2 separate regions of the Homo sapiens genome follow, and region 2 is linked to region 1. A link is an interaction called in ENCODE POLR2A ChIA-PET data of the cell type or tissue named here. Cell type or tissue: PC-9. All regions are shown on one strand.

Region 1 (2,500 bases):
AAGAGATCGGTGATAGCCAGGATAGCAGTTGGAGATGACAAGAGGGATGTTGGAACGGGGCTGTCTAATTTCAGCAGGAATCATGGAGATGCTGAGTGGGAAAGGCCAGGAGCTTCGCCATCAGAAACAGGTTTCAGTAAAGAAGCTGGCTAAAACCCACCAAAACCAAGAAGGTGATGAACATGACCTCTGGTCGTCCTCACTGTAATTATACGCTAATTATAATGCATTAACATTCTAAAAGACACCCTCACCAGCACCTTGACAGTTTACAAACGTCATGGCAACATCAGGAAGTTACCTTGTATGATCTAAAAGGGGAAAAGTCCTCAGTTTTGGGAATTGCCCACCCCTTTCCCAGAAAACTCATGTATAATGTACTCCTTGTTTAGCATATAATCAAGAAGTAACAATAAGTATAAACAGCTGAGCACCCCATGCCGCTGCTCTGCTGCTCTGCCTATGGCGTAGCCATTCATTTATTCCTTTCTTTTTTTTTTTTTTTTTTTTTTGAGACGGAGTCTCACTCTGTCGCCCAGGCTAGAGTGCTGTGGCACGATCTCGGCTCACTGCAAGCTCCGCCTCCCGAGTTCATGCCATTCTCCTGCTCAGTCTCGAGTAGCTGGGACTACAGGCGCCTGCCACCGTGCCCAGCTAAGTTTTTGTATTTTTAGTAGAGACAGGGTTTCACCGTGGTCTCGATCTCCTGACCTCGTGATCCGCCCGCCTGGGTCTCGGAAAGTGTTGGGATTACAGGCGTGAGCCACCGCGCCCAGCCCTCCTTTACTTTCTTAATAAATTTGCTTTCACTTTATGGATTTGCCTTGAATTCTTTCTTGTGCAAAATCCAAGGACCTTCTCTTGGGGTCTGGATTGGGACCCCTTTCCGGTAACAGCAGGTTGAGTATAATGAAGCCATTCCACCAAACCCATTTTCTGAAGTCTTAGGAATCCTTTCCTGACAACCTTATACCAGGGAAGATCTGGCATTACTTTTGAGGCAGGCTTTTGCTGTGTCACCTAGGCTGGAGTACAGTGGTGCAATCATGGCTCACTGCAGTCTTGACTTCCAGGCTCAGGTAACTGTCTCACCTCACCCTCCTGAGTAGCTAGGACTACAGGCATGCACCACCATGCCCAGCTAATTCTTTCTTTTTTTTTTTTTTTTTGAGGAAAAAAAAAAAAAAGTCTTGCTCTGTTGCCAGGCTGGAGTGCAGTGGCACAATCGCAGCTCACTGAAACCTCTGCCTCCCAGGTTCAAGTGATTCTCCTGCCTCAGCCTCCTGAGTAGCTGGGACTACAGGCGCCTGCCACCATGTCCAGCTAATTTTTTGTATTTTTAGTAGAGATGGGGTTTCACCATGTTGGGCAGTATGGTCTCAATCTCTTGACCTCATGATCCACCCACCTCGGCCTCCCAAAGTGCTGGGATTACAGGCGTGAGCCACTGCGCCTGGCCTTTTATTTTGAGATGAAGTCTCGCTCTGTTGCCCAGGCTGGAGTGCAGTGGCACGATTTCGGCTCAATGCAACCTCTGCCTCCTGGGTTCAAGCAATTCTCTTCCCTCAGCCTCCTGAGTAGCCCAGGCATACACCACCATGCCTGGCTAATTTTTGTATTTTTAGCAGAGACGGGGTTTCACCATGTTGGTCAGGCTAGTCTTGAACTCCTGACCTACTGATCCCACCCCACCCTTGGCCTCCCAAAGTGCTGGGATTACAGGCATGAGCCACTGCACCCGACCGGTTTTTTTTGTTTTTTTTTTTTGTATGGTTTATACACCAAAGAGGTAGAAGGTTTTGCTAATCTGTATTAGCAAAGCCTGGAGTGAAACATGTGGGAGTGAATTCTCAGTGTGTTGGATGAAAGGTGATGGAATATAAGACTTGATGGGGCCAAATTCAATAACATCGGTGCAGTCACCTGCGATTCAGAATTTAATGTTTTTTTTTTTATTTGTTTTTGTTGTTGTTGAGACAAAGTTTCACTATTGTCGTCCAGGTTGGAGTGCAATGGTGCCATCTCGGCTCACTGCAACTCTGCCTCCTGGGTTCAAGTGATTCTCCTGCCTCAGCCTTCCGAGTAGCTGGGATTACAGGCGCCCGCCACCACACCTGGCTAATTTTTGTATTTTTAGTAGAGACAGGGTTTTGCTGTGTTGGCCAGACTGGTCTTGAACTACTGACCTCAGGTGATCCACCTGCCTCAGCCTCCCAAAGGGCTGGGATTACAGGTGTGAGCCACCACGCCTGGCCAGAATTTAATGTTTTGACTGAAGCACCTGAGGCTGGTCTCTTTTTATTTTATTTTATTTATTTATTTTTTTAAGATGGAGTCTCACTCTTTCGCCCTTGCTGGAGTGCAGTGGTTCAGTCTTGCCTTACTCCAAACCTCCGCCTACCTAGGGTTCAAGTGATTCTCCTGCCTCAGCCTCCCGAGTAGCTGGGATTACAGGCATGCACCACCATGCCTGGCTAATTTTTGTATTTTTAGTAGAGAT
Region 2 (2,500 bases), 250 kb after region 1:
TTTTTAACAAGTTTTCAGTGTTCTTTGGGTATAGTTCTCCTTTAAAACATACATTCACTTGGGTCAGGTAACAGTTTCCCCACCATCCTCTGAAGATCAGCCAGTCTAAAGTCAGGTTTCCCCAACGGTTCCCACCTGCTTCTGCTAGGACTGGACTGCCTGGCACAGCTCCCTGCACCCCCAGGGGTGCAGAGAACCCAGTTGAGAAGGATTTTCCATTTAGCTCAGATAGTCCTGCTCACAGGAGGGTGAGGAAGGGAGTTTCTTGGGCCCTTTCCCAGTGTTAGGAGAAGTGCCTAATGTCTCAGGACAGGAATTTTCAAGTGGTGTCCGTCCTCAACCAAGATTCCTCTTACAGGAGCTGCTTGGCCTGATTCTGCTTTGTTCATGCTGTGGTCCAAGCCCTGGGCCCTCAGAGGGAGGGAGGGTTCAGGTGAGCCACGCACCACGTGGATGCTTTGCCACGTGCTCAGTTAGCAAAGAGCAACTCCAGGCCAACTTGCTACTATCCCCCTGGAGAGAAGGGCTAAAGCCCCTGGCCCCTGGGTAGAACATGCCCCAGAGAAGGGCATTCCCCAGACATAACATGCCTTTCCTTACCTCTCCTCCCTGTCCATAGAAAGCACTTCCCCTTTTTCCGGACGGCCCCGGAAGGCTGGAAGAATACTGTCCGTCACAATCTCTGTTTTCGAGACAGCTTTGAGAAAGTGCCTGTCAGCATGCAGGGCGGGGCCAGCACACGGCCTCGATCTTGCCTCTGGAAGTTGACCGAGGAGGGACACCGCCGCTTTGCGGAGGAGGCCCGCGCCTTGGCTTCCACTCGGCTAGAAAGTATCCAACAGTGCATGAGCCAGCCAGGTGTGAAGACTTGTTGTGCGTGGGCCCAAGGGGAAGAGACCTGAGGATCCTGACCCAAGGCCAAGTGTGGAAGCCTGGGTCACACCGTGGGGGTGGGGGAATGCATCTTCTATAGGAAACAGGGAGATTAACAGTGATCTGAGACCCTCAGGTGATGCCTGCCTGAGGTGAGACCTCCCCCACCAGTGTGGGGCGTGATGTGCCAGGAATCCATGGGCAAACAACTAAGGGGCAACTGGCCTTACCAAGACCAGCAGTCTAGGCAATAGTGAGCACACAACATGAGAAGCACAGTTAATAGAGGTTATGTACAAAGAGTACTTCTACTTTCCCTGGAGCAGTGCAGGGAGGCTTCAGAGAAGAGGCAGCATTTGAGCCTTGAGTGAAAGAAGCAGATGACCTGCTATGAGAGAGCATCCCAGGCCTAGGAAACAGCAATTGTGAAGTATAAACTCCTGAACTCTCTCCTTTTCTTACAGATGTGATGCCCTTCCTCTTTGATCTTTAACCCCAAGAAGCAACAGCCAGCTAATGCTTTATTAAAATTACCCTCACTAGCCTTCTGTGTGTGTCTGTGGAGGTGGGGTCTCTAAGGATGGGGTTAAGGGTGGAGGTGGAGATCAACTCCAAGGTTGGAGATGGAATGCCTTCAGCTTACAGATGCTCCTGAGGCAATGGGGCAGGTGCCTGCCGTGCAGCAAAGGGAGTCCGTAATTTTCTTTCCTCAAAGGAGGAAAATGCACAGCCTTCTAAAGCATCTTGGAGCAATTTCCATTTTTCTGGATTATGAAGATAATCTTGGCTGGATGCAGTGGCTCACACCTGTAATCCAGCACTTTGGGAGGCTGAGGCAGGAGGATCCCTTGAGCACAGGAGGTCAAGGCTGCAGTCGGCCATGATCACACCACTGCACTTTAGCCTGGGCAACAGCAAGACTCCATCTGTAAAAATTATTCTGGGAGATGCCCGTTTGTAGCAGCCAATTCTGTAAGCACCACACATTCATTCAATTGATACTCCTTAAGTGGCTACTGTGTACCAAGCTCAGGATAGAATACAGGTGCCAGGGAGAACTGCGCTGCATTCTCTTAGCTGCAATAGCGTTGAGGGCATTTGCTAAGGGAGCATAGAAAGGTGCTTTGGGGAGGCGCCATGTTTTGTTTTGTTTTGTTTTGTTTTTAAAGCTTACAGATGACTTTTTTGTGTGTGTGTGACAGTTTCACTCTTGCTGCCCAGGCTGGAATGCAATGGTGCAATCTCGGCCTACCGCAACCTTCACCTCCTGGGTTTAAGCGATTCTCCTGCCTCAGCCTCCCAAGTGGCTGGGATTACAGGCATGCACCACAAAGCCCAGCTAATTTTGTGTATTTTTTAGTAGAGACGGGGTTTCTCCATGTTGGTCAGGCTGATCTCGAATTTTCGACCTCAGGTGATCCACCTGCCTTGGCCTCCCAAAGTGCTGGGATTACAGGTGTGAGCCACCACACCCAGCAGGTGACTTTTTTTTTTTGAGACGGAGTCTCACCCTGTTGCCCAGGCTGGAGTGCAGTGGCACAATCTTGGCTCACTGCAACCTCCGCCTCCCAGGTTCAAGCGATCTTCCTGCCTCAGCTTCCCTAGTAGCTGGGATTACAGGCATGCA

The links. Peaks named below come from ENCODE experiments on the same cell type or tissue, not always from the same donor. Only the 100,000 strongest peaks of a DNase experiment are listed, where the experiment ranks them.
Region 2: POLR2A ChIA-PET joins it to region 1 with 29 read pairs; 4 of 35 experiments call an interaction of 5 or more read pairs at or near these places.

The regions. Positions count from the first base shown.
Region 1 is chr11:118,734,362-118,736,861 of GRCh38, forward strand. No RefSeq gene overlaps it. Among named protein-coding and RNA genes, the nearest start is that of DDX6, 56 kb to the right of the region's middle. RefSeq lists a silencer at 439-733. In PC-9, no CTCF peak of the experiment used is centred here; a DNase peak (open chromatin) is centred at 1,050.
Region 2 is chr11:118,979,871-118,982,370 of GRCh38, forward strand. FOXR1 (forkhead box R1) reads left to right here. Exons shown (of 6, transcript NM_181721.3): 5 at 620-858; 6 at 1,338-1,417. The coding sequence ends at 1,366. Among named protein-coding and RNA genes, the nearest start is that of FOXR1, 9.4 kb to the left of the region's middle. RefSeq lists enhancers at 271-789, 790-1,307. In PC-9, no CTCF peak of the experiment used is centred here; no DNase peak of the experiment used is centred here.